2 separate regions of the Homo sapiens genome follow, and region 1 is linked to region 2. A link is a contact called in ENCODE Hi-C or POLR2A ChIA-PET data. All regions are on one chromosome and are shown on one strand. Each heading gives the region's core, a stretch centred on a gene start or an enhancer-like site at or near the end of the contact. The rest is flanking DNA. Distances are from core to core; before and after follow the strand shown.

What was found. Hi-C counts contacts between places; a loop is a spot of excess contacts on that map. ChIA-PET counts read pairs that join two places held with the same protein, here RNA polymerase II (POLR2A).
Region 1: a loop to region 2 is called in a map of adrenal gland, with 5 times the contacts of the local background. The contact joins the promoter of NTNG2 here to the enhancer-like site in region 2. A Hi-C loop is called at or near these places in 1 of 168 maps with a recorded cell type or tissue (adrenal gland). POLR2A ChIA-PET finds 5 or more read pairs at or near these places in 1 of 52 experiments (OCI-LY7).

Annotation. Positions count from the first base shown.
Region 1 is chr9:132,159,536-132,165,418 of GRCh38, forward strand. NTNG2 (netrin G2) reads left to right here and starts at 2,523. Exons shown (of 8, transcript NM_032536.4): 1 at 2,523-2,704. LOC124902291 (a long non-coding RNA gene) reads right to left here and starts at 2,165. Exons shown (of 2, transcript XR_007061826.1): 1 at 2,081-2,165; 2 at 923-1,068.
Region 2 is chr9:131,399,390-131,404,612 of GRCh38, forward strand. The region is part of intron 1 of PRRC2B (proline rich coiled-coil 2B); the gene reads left to right. Among named protein-coding and RNA genes, the nearest start is that of PRRC2B, 7.9 kb to the left of the region's middle. RefSeq lists an enhancer at 1,878-2,869. Within about 2 kb of position 3,507, at least 27 of the 41 ENCODE cell types and tissues checked have a DNase peak (open chromatin) inside an H3K27ac peak, as active enhancers do; they include adrenal gland, where a contact is called at or near this core.

The DNA of each region.
Region 1 (5,883 bases), core at 1,273-3,772, 760 kb after region 2:
CGGTGCTCTTTCCATTATCCTGGGGTCTGGAAATGAGGAAACCAGAAGACAGCTTCTGGCATAGGTCCCCGAAAAAAAGCCTGTTGGCATCAGCTTGTTGCAGAGGCAGGGAGTATTGGTGAGGTGGGGGCTGGCAGGGAGGCATGTTAAAAATTGTTTCTAGTGGCACATATCTTTACATATGGGTCACTGAAACCATCCTGGCAGTGCTAGGGAGGAGGCACCCCTGGTTCCTCCACTGTGTTTAGATGAACTACAAGTAAGAAGCAGCTCCTCCATCTCTTTGGCCATTCCTGACAGCATCCAGTCCACAGTGATGATGGAGGAGCAGGGTGGTTCCCAGGGATTGATGACCATGCCCTGGGGTGACAGCAGGCTGAGGGCTGACCCTGGTCATCACTCACCCTGTGCAGGAGCCCCACACCCTGCCCTTCACTGCTGCCTGCAGGCTGAATGCTTAAAAATCAAACCACCAAGATCTGTTCTCTTCTCCCAAGGAGCTTCCTCCTGCATAGAACAGGTAACCAGGGGTGGGCCCATGTCTGCCTTCCTGGGCTGCTTGGTGAGATAGGCCCATCTCCAGTGGTAGGCATCTGAGAGCATGTGCAGGTAGAGGCACACAATGGCCCTGTTTTTTGACCCCTCTTTGAAAAAAGAAGGATTTACCGTTCATATCTCACATATGGGGAAACTGAGCCCCAAAGCAGTCTGGGCCGTGTTCCAAGTTCACCAGCCAGCCAGGCCAGTGAGAGAGCATCACCCAGAAACCCAAAAGCCCTGCCTCCCCGGCCACAATCCTTAGCTATGTGACCTTGGGCAAGTTACTTAACATCTCTAACTTGAGGCTTTGCTACTAGCAGTGAAGTCACAGGGCTTTGGCGAAGATTCAGTGAATAATGCACACAAACTGGTTTGCATGGAGTCTGGCATAAAACAGGTGTTCAATAAATATATTATTATTATTATTACAGCAGATGACAGTCTTTAATTCTGCATCCTCTTCCTGTTTTGTCACAAGATTCCAAATATTATTCAGCAGTATAACTCCGTCTCCAGTTTTCAGGGCAGCTGAGAACAGGGAAGGGTTAAGGTGGAGGTGAAGGGTGGCAGCAGGGCGGGGCACTGAGGTGCCATGTCTTGCTCCATTCCCAACACCCTCTGTGACCTTGGGCTGGTCTCTCTCTCTCTGCCTCTCTCTCTGTCTGTCCTCAGGCCCTTTGTTCTTGATGCATCCAAATGACAGTGCTGGCTGCTCAAGGCTGCAGTGAGCCCACCCCAGGAGGCCAGGAGTGTCCGAAAACCACATGTGCTTCTGGAAGATGTGGAAACTCTCCCAGAAGCCCTGGGAGGCAGGCTGGCAGGAAACCTCCTGGGGATCAGAGAGCCCAGGGCTGCCGGATATGATATTGTGAACTCGGTGGCCTCTGCCCGGGGCTGCTGCTACCGGAGCCCTCCCACACCTGCCTCCCATGCTTGCAGGGGAGGGAGACAGAGAACCCCTCAGCCAGGCCCCTCCTGCCCCACTACTCTGCACTCCCTGCAGAGCTGGCTTGGCTTCGTCAAAAGCAGGGCCCATCAGGGTGGAGGCGGCGATGTGTCAGCTGGTATTCAGGCTCTGGTTGTGCGCTCAGATCGCTCCCCCTCCCCATCTCCCCAAATCCACCCACCCACCCCGGTACCCACTGCTTGGGGCCTTCTGGGTGGCAGCACTTCACAGAGAGAGACCGAGGAGCAGCCCTGAGCCCTTGGCTGTGGGGGGTGGGGGAACTGACTCACTTGGCCCCCCTCCCTCGTGCCGATGGGGCAGCCCCCACACCCATGGGCGCTGGCACCCCGGCAGGCCCCCGGGTTTTGGAAGAGGAAGCTGCAGCCCGGCTGCGCCTGACCGGAGCCGGCTGAGGATGCGCTCTGGGCGCAGGGACCCGCTGGCCCCCGGGCCGGGAGGCGATGTTTAGGCAGCGACCCCCCAGAGGCTGCCGGGGCCACCCTGGCCACGGGCCCGCCGGGACGCCCCTGCTCGCCGCGCCCCTCCCCGGGCCGTGGCGCGTCCCCCGAGCCGCGCAATATTTCCTTCCTGCACCTTTAAGAAGACCGTTGCTCCGTGGTGGGATGGTGTGTTAAAGCCACACAGAGGAAGTTACGCAGCCCGGATCAGACCGAGAGATAAAAGCCCCGATGGTGATCGTGAGTGATGGCAAGAGGATTTAGCCTCGGCATTAACTTGGAGCGGAGTGCAGGGGGGCAGTGAAGCGCCCGCCATCTGGCCCGCGCCGCGCCGGGGGGATGCCCCGGCTCCCCGACGAGACGCCGCGAAGCCCACCCGGGCCGGGGGCTGCCCGGCGCCCGAGCGCGGGTCCTCCCCGGGCCGCCCAGGGGGGCCAAAAAGTTTGCACTTGTTAGCGGCGACCTCCCGCTCAGCCCGGGCGGGCGATGCGGGCGGCGCGGGCGGCCCCCTCCCCCGGCCCGCGTCTCCGGGACGGCTGCGGGCGGCCCCCCCGGCGGCCGGAGGGCTCCCTGGCCCCGATCTGACGGCGGCGGCGGCGGCGGCCACAGCGGCGGGAGCGGCGCGGGGAAGGAGCAGCGGCTCGCAGCCCTCGGCCCGCGCCCCCACCCAGCGCCAGCCCGAGGGGGGAGGCGCAGCGCCGGAGGGTGGCGGTCCTCGGCCCTCCCAGGTCTCCGCGCCGGGAAGCCGCTCCGAGCCGGGGTAAGGCGGGCGGGGAGAGCCCGGGAGGCGGGCGGGGGGAGAGGCTGCAGCTTGGCCAGGCCGGTTTCATTTTTAAAGGGCTTCGGTGACCATGCAGGCTTGCCCGGGCCCGGGAGCCACTTACAGCGGCCCGGCAAAGGCTCGGATGCAAAAGTTGTTTGGTGGCGGCTGCTACGAGCTGAGAACTGGAGTCGCCCCAGAGGGGTGTGTGAGGGTGCGTTCTTAGCAGCATCTTAAAGGGGTAGCTTGTCTTTCTGGCCAGCTTCCCCCGGGTCCTTTCCGTCGTGTGTGTGAGAGTGTGTGTGTGTGTGTGTGTGAGAGAGAGACAGAGTGTGTGTGTGTGTGTGTGTGTGTGTGTGTGTGTGTGTGTGTGTGTGTCGGGGAGGGATGTTGCAAGGATGCTCGGATGTGTCTCGGAAAAGGAAACTAACCCTGCTCCCGCGCCTCTCCCCCACCCCAATTCCACCGCCACCGCTTAGAGCCACCCCCATCCCGTGCCCTCCCATCTCTCTGCAAACTGGGAGCCTGTGAGTTGCACAGAGAAACTCCCGGCCAGTCCGGCTGGAAACTTCTCCCGGCGCCGGGAGGGGGTCGGGAGGTGAGGGGGCGCAGGCACTGGTTTGGGGCCGGCGTGGAGTCGAACCTGGAACTGAGCGGCGCGCAGGTGGGGGGAGCAGAGGCGGCGGGAAGGCGGGAAGAGAGGACCGCGGGCTCGCGGGGTCCGCCCGCTCCGGAGTAAGTTGGCCGTCTGGGCTGGGGGCGGCGGCGGCCGGGTCGCCACAGGCGGCAGCGCCGGGGCAAAGGATACAGCCAGTTCCTGGGCGCCCTGCTCTGTGTCTTTTAATTAAGAGAGGCAGTGCCGAAAAAGGGGGCGCCTCAGTCCCGGCCGGGCCTTTATTACGGGCTTAATTATTAATTGCTGCCGTGGCTTGCACGCAACTTTGGGAAGACGAAAAGCAGCTGCGGGGCTGCCGGGTCGTCGGTGTCCTAGGCACAGGGCTCGCAGCCGGCCCGAAGCACTGACTCGACCCTGGCCCCGGCCTCGACCCCGCCCGCGGCCCGCCGGGACCCACCCGGGAGCTGCTGCTCGCGCCCCGCCTCCCGCGCCCAACTTTCCAGGGCTCCCGCGGGCGGGGACCCAGGGGCCGGATAAAGGGCCCGCTCCGGAGCGGGGGGACACCCGGGCCGCCGGAATTAAGAGGCCCGCCGAGGCTACAGTGAGCGCGGGGCGCCCGCTGGACCCCGCCCGGGGCAGAGGACGGGAAGGTGACCCCGCCGGCCAAGCTCCCTTTCCCTCCCGGCAACCGCCACTCTCCCCTGAAAGCAGATTTCACCCCCCTCTGCCGCCCCTGCCGAGGAGGGAGAGGGAACCCCGGGGTGGGCTGAGTATCCCCCCTAGCCCCGGGAGCCCCCAGCGCCCTCCCTCCCGTGCCCCCAGGGGCCCCGCGCCCGCCGCGGCAAGTTTCCCACACGGCGAGGGCGCAGCAGGCAACTCCAAGAGGAACCTGCTGGCGAGCCCAGCCAGCTCGGGAGGCGCTAATTCAATAAGACAGAGAAATCTGAGTTCAGAAATCCTGATAAAATCTAATTTTCGAGTTTTAATACCCTGGCTATCAGCCCCCCTTGGTTCCTGAGGACTCTTAAAAGAAAATAAAGCACATTGATTCTATTTGTTTCTGGGAGCTGCAGTTTCTTAATAATATCAGGTGAAGATAAATTTTCCACGGAGAAAACGATCCTCCGGGATGCAGCTTCTTACTCTGAAAATTTCCCTGCCGACTCCTCACTCTCTGCGCTCCTCCTCGTTATCCGGGGACTCCTGCCTCTCTTCCCCCTTCTCTTTTTTCTTTTTGGCAGAACCCGCCTGCAATATTCGTGTGCTGAGCTCGTAATTCCCCCTGCGATGCCAGCAACGCCCAATTGATTGACTAGTTGTAAACACATTTTTCCCCTGGCAGATTTTGTTGTTGTTAGGGTTTTTTAAATTTATTTATTTTCCAGGGAATGCGTGGCATTTAAACCAACAGGACTGCAATTAATAGATTTGCGAGTTGCGCCGCGCGCGCCGCTCGCCCCAGCCTCCCGGCCTCCGGGCCTCGCTGCCTCCCCGCGCCCGGCGGCGTCCAGCGCCCTGCAAGCCCCGAGCAGCCGCGGGTCCTGCAGCTGAAGGAAGGTTGCAGCTGCGCCCTCCTTGCAAGCCGCAGCCCGGCGTCCTGGTTGTCCCAGCAGCCAGGAGATCCCTACCTGTTAGTGAACAGTTAGGAGTCGACTGCTGGAAGAATTAATTAGGAACGTGCTGTGCTCTGGGCAGCGCGAGCTCGGGTAGAGGCATCCAAACCTTTGCCGGCGGCGCTATTTTATTTTTACTACATTTTCTCAGGTTGCAAAAATAGACACCGGGCACGTTCTGTCTTAGAGTTTTCTAGCAAGGAGCGCCTTCAAGGCCAGGCAGGCTCTGTAACAGGTTCCCCTTTAAACAGCCAGAGGTGAGACGGGGAAAATGGTCCTGGCTGGGTTCTCGTTCATCTCCATCAGCAGTCCTTCACCCAGAGAGAGGGGCAGGGGTCGCCCTAACTCAGATGAATGAGTCCCATGCCTGGAGCCCTGGGGCCCTGGCTGGGGGCTGCTCCGAGCCTGAGGTGCTCAGGGCGCTCAGGGCAGCAAGTGTCCGCCACTTCGGTTTGTCATTTTTGGCAGGAGCGTTTTTCTGTCTGGGTGGAGAATGGAGTTTCACGGAAACACAGTTAACTCTTCAGGGGCCTTGCAAGTACAGGAGGTGAAGAGGATGTCAGGGGAGAGCCAGGTCCAGACTGGACATTTGGGGTGGTTTGGGAAATCAAATGCAATCATCGAAGACATATTAACCAGAATAATTAATCATGCAGGCACTTTTTTACTGCAGTAACCTTTGCCCTATTGGCCAATATTTTTGGCCAGAATCCCATGCTGGCTGGACTTGGATTCTCCGGGTGACGTATCCAGTGTCTGGAACACACCACAGTACTGCAGTCGTGTTATTTCCCAATGTAACATTCATGTAACTGGTATCTATTTTGATATAATATATTAATTATATCTATTTTGATTTTAAATAATTAACAGAAGCTTAAAATAGCACAGCAATAATCGTAATTGTAACCCATTTATAGACCTACCCTCTAAGAATGATTTGCAAAATG
Region 2 (5,223 bases), core at 2,257-4,756:
TAACACGATGAAACCCCGTGTCTACTAAAAATACAAAAAATTAGCCGGGCGTGGTGGCGGGCGCCTGTAGTCCCAGATACTCAGGAGGCTGAGGCAGGAGAATGGCATGAACCCGGGAGGCGGAGTTTGCAGTGAGCCGAGATCACGACACTGCACTCTAGCCTGGGCCACAGAGCGAGACTCCATCTGAAAAAAAAGGAAAATACTGAAAAGAATAAATGCCAAAATAAATATATAAATCACTTGTGACCTCACCATCCAGAGCTAACTGCAGTAAAGTTGCTGGTGTGTTTCTTTCCTCTGATAATGTCTGTGTTTTCTAAATTAGAGCAATAGTATATATACATTGAATACACAGTTGATAGCTTGCTTTTCCCCTTTTAATGTTATAGTGTATTCCTCTACGTTATTTTTATAATTATATAATTGCTATTATACGGATATGCCATAATTTATTGACTCCTGTATTCGTAGACATTTAGATTATTGTTGCCCTCTTTTCCCTCCTATAAGAGAAACTGTAGGGAGCATCTCGGCATGTTAAGTCTTGGTCCACGTGGCTGATTATCTCCCATAAGTGGAATTTCTGGGGTCAGAGGATTGCAGGTTTGTTCTTCTCTTCTGGACAGGATCGGTTGTCTCCTTCAGTCTTTGTCACCTCCCTCTCCAGCCTTGAGCCCAAGGCAGTCTCTTTCTTAGTTTTTTCTTTTTTGAGGCAGGGTCTCACTTTGTCGCCCAGTCTGGAGTGCAGTGATGTGATCTCAGCTCACCGTAACCTCTGCATCCTGGGCTCAAATGATCCTTCTGCCTTAGCCTCCCAAGTAGCTGGGATCCTATAGGCATGCGCCACCATGCCTGACTAAGTTTTGTATTTTTTTGTGGAGACGGGGTTTCGCCATTTTGCCCAGGCTGTTTGTTTTTCTTTTCTTTTCTTTCTTTTTTTTTTTGAGATGGCATCTTGTTCTGTTGCGCAGGCTGGAGTGCAGCCGTGCGATCTTGGCTCACTGCAACCTCCACTTCCTGGGTTCAAGCAATTCTCGTGCCTCAGCCTTCGAGTAGCTGGGATTACAGGCGTGCACCACCACACCTGGCTACTTTTTGTATTTTTAGTAGAGACGGGGTTTTGCCATGTTGGCCAGGCTGGTCTCGAAATCCTGACCTCAGGTGATCCACCTGCCTTGGCCTCCCAAAGTGCTGGGATGACAGGTGTGAGCCACCGTGCCTGGACACCCAGGCTGTTTCAGACTCCTGGACTCAAGTGATCCCTCCGCCTCCGCCTATCAAAGTGCTGGGATTACAGGCATGAGCCACGGCACCCAGCAAGGCAGCCTCTTTCATGAGCCACTAGGTTCTGGGGGGTCTCAGTCCTGGTTAAGCCCTTTGATGAGTGGGGCTTGAGGTCTTACTCCATTTACTGGTTTGAACCTGGAGAAGCCTTTTGTCTTAAACAGTTTTTGTTTCTAGGGACATGGATGCCCCATTGACTCCTGGGGAGATCCTGGTCTGGTGGGGAGGAGGCCCTGGAGAGCCCCCCACCTAACTTTGGCCTCATCCTCTTGTGGTTTCTTTCTTTCTTTTTTTTTTTTTTTGAGACGGAGTTTTGCTCTTGTTGCCTAGGCTGGAGAGCAATGGCGCGATCTTGGCTCACTGCAACCTCTACCTCTCGGGTTCAAGCGATTCTCCTGCCTCAGCCTCCTGTGATTTCTTCGGAGCCCCCTACAGTTTCTCTTTATAGCAGTTTTCACAACTTGTAAATAGGTGTTTTTTTCTTTATTTGAATTTTAAAAATTGTGGTGAAGTATACATAACATAAAATTTACCATTTTTAAGTGTACAGTTGAGTGGCGTGAAGCACTTTCACAGTGTTGTGCAACCATCACCACCATCCATCTCCAGAACGTTCTCATCTTCCCAAACTGAAACTCTGTTCCCATTAGATGCCAACTCCCCTCCCCCATCCAGTGGCGGCGGCCACCATTCTTACCATTCTTTCTCCTTTTTTTTTTTTTTTTGAGATAGGGTCTCACTGTCGCCCAGGCTGGAGTGCAGTGGCACGATCTTGGCTCACTGCAACCTCAGCCTCTTGTGTAGCTGGGATTACAGGCACACGCCACCACACCCAGCTAATTTTTGTATTTTTTTGTAGAGACGGGGTTTCACCATGTTGGCTAGTCTGGTGTCGAACTCCTGGCCTTAAGTGGTTTGCTTACCTCAGCCTCCCAAAGTGCTGGGATTACCGGCATGAGCCACCGTGCCTGGCCTAGTTTTTGTATATTTTATTTTATTTTATTGAGACAGAGTTTTGATGTTGCCCAGGCTGGAGTGCAATGGCGCGATCTCGGCTCACTGCAGCCTCTGCTTCCTGGGTTTAAGAGATTCTCCTGCCTCAGCCTCCCGAGTAGCTGGGATTACAAGCGCCTGCCACCATGCCCAGCTAATTTTTGTATTTTTAGTGGAGACGGGGTTTCACCATGTTGGCCAGGCTGGTCTCGAACCCCTGACTTCAGGTGATCTGCCCACCTCGACTTCCCAAAGTGCTGGGATTACAGGCGTGAGCCACTGTGCTTGGTCTAATTTTTGTATTATTGTTATTATTTTTGAGACAGAGTCTCGTTATGTCTCCCAGGCTGGAGTGCAATGGCACGATCTCGGCTCACTGCACCTCTACCTCCCGGGTTCAAGCGATTCTCCTGCCTCAGCCTCCTGAATAGCTGGGATTACAGGTCTGGCTAATTTTTGTATTTTTAGGAGAAACGGAGTTTCGCCATGTTGGCCAGGCTGGTCTCGAACTCCTGAGCTCAAGCGATTTGCCTGCCTCGGCTTCCCAGAGTGCTGGAATTACAGCCATGTGTAATCCCATGGTGGCAATGTTGAGCCACCTTGCCCTGCCAACCATTTTACTTTCTTTCTGTGAAACCGAATACTCTTAAGTACCTCATGTAAGTGAGATCATCCAGTATTTGTCATTTTGTGTCTGGCTTATTTTTAGCATAGTATTTCCAAGGTTCATCCATGTTGCAGCATGTGTCAGAACTAACTTCATTCTTAAGGCAGAATAATATTCTCTTATTTGCATGTATCTACCACATTTTATTTATTCATTCAGCGACGGGCAGCAGCCTGTAGATAGTTTTGTTTTCATGTATTGAATGGTCCTTTCCCCCAGTGGAGTGAGTAAATGCATCCGGAAGCAGAATTCTGTTGTTTCCCATTCATCACTGTGTGCCAGGTGTCTGAGAAGGGGGTCTTATAGGAGCCCACGCAGAAACCAAGCTCACCTCAGTCTGGGTGTGGGGCAGTCAGGGAAGGCATTCTGGAAAATGTAGCTGACTCGAAATAAGCACCTATTGAAAATAGTGTGCTGAGCCCTGGAACATTAAAAATGTGTTCCTATGTGGAAATCAGAAATGTATGGGTCCCAGAAGAGAACTTGTGGGTCAGCCTGCTTTCCAGAGAGTGCCGAGGCCCTTTGAATGGTGAACATTATGCAAGCATTCTTGTATGGCCAGTGGCCAGCAGGGAGGAGGGCAGAGAATGACTGTGCCTCCGGGAAGCCGGCGTCAACTTCCCGACACGCTTCAGGATCATCTCTTTGTATAGAACCATGGGATGGATCGCTGCAGGACCTACTGGAAAAAGGAGGTCATCTCCAGGACTCTTTCCATGGGTCCTTTGTGTCTTGCAGAACTTTTTTCGGCAGGTGTTGTTTACATATGGTTCAGAGCTTAAAGAACAGCTGTGTTCCAGGCCAGGGCAGAAAGCACAGGCCTGTCTGGGAGGGGCATCATCACTCCTGCCTGCCTGCCCAACCGACCTGTCGGTGGACTGAATGGGCCAAGTGTTCAGAAGTCCTTGGGAAGAGGATAGTGTCCTGAATCATAATGTGGTATTTTCTGGTTTTTTGTTTGTTTGTTTGTTTTTGGTAAAATGTTAATTGCAGAAGTATACAGGTTATTTTATTTATTTATTTATTTTTTTTTGAGGTGGAGTCTTGCTCTGTTGCCCAGGCCGGAGTGCAGTGGCATGATCTCGGCTCACTGCAACCTCCACCTCCCAGGTTCAAGCAATTCCCCTGCCTCAGCCTCTTGAGTAGCTGGGAGTACAGGTGCATCCCGCCACGCCTGGCTAATTTTTTTTTGTATTTTAGTAGAGATGGGGTTTCGCCTTGTTGCCCAGGCTGGTCGCAAACTCCTGAGCTCAGGCCATCTGTCCACCTCAGCCTCCCAAAATGCTAGAATTACAGGCGTGAGCCACTGCGCCTGGCCCATACTTTAAAAAAAAAAAAAAAAACAAAATTAAAAGCCAAGTGTTTGAAGAGAAATGAAAGCTTTTCCCCAATGTCCCAGGCAGTAACCATTATTGATAAATTTGCTTTGTTTATCCTTCTAGGCTCAGTGCACGTATAAATATGGCCTCATGTAGGGAGGTTTTTTAAAAAACAAAAATGGGATATACTATATTGTATTGCAACTTGGCATTTTCAAAATATCACAGTATTTTTCCATACGTATTTTTAAGCGTAACTTCTCTTATTTTTATTTTCAGTAATACTTTTTTTTTCTTCCTTAGGGATGTGGGGGTGGGTCTCGCTATGTTGACCAAGCTTGTCTTGAACTCCTGGCCTCAAGCTGTCTTCCCATCTTGGCCTCTGAAAGTGCTAGGATTACAGGTGTAAGCCACCACACCCAGCCATTTTTCCATATTCATGTGAACAGACCTGCCACACTAAGTGTTTTAAAAATAATGTTAGGTTTCTAAAAAATATACAGGTGTGTAAAAGAAGAAAAAATCGTTTATAATCCCATGGTTTAGATATTCCCAGTTGACTTTTTTTTTTTTTTTTTTTGGTGGTGGGGACAGAGTTTTGCTTGTTGCCCAGGAAGGCAATGGCGTGATCTTGGCTCACTGCAACCTCCGCCTCCTGGGTTCAAGCAATTCTTCTGCCTCAGCCTCCCTAGTAGCTGGGATTACAGGCATCCGCCACCATGCCTAGTTGATTTTTTTGTATTTTTAATAAAGACGAGATTTCACTATGTTGGCCAGGCTGGTCTCGAACTCTTGACCTCAGGCGAGCCACCCGCCTCAGCCTCCCAAAGTGCTGGGATTACAGGCGTGAGCCACTGCACCCGGCCCCCAGTTGACTTTTTAAAAAGAAAATTCAAGTTGCTCAGGGAGGTATAAAGGCTCTTCCCCACTCTCTCTGAAAAAAAAACCAGTGTGAGG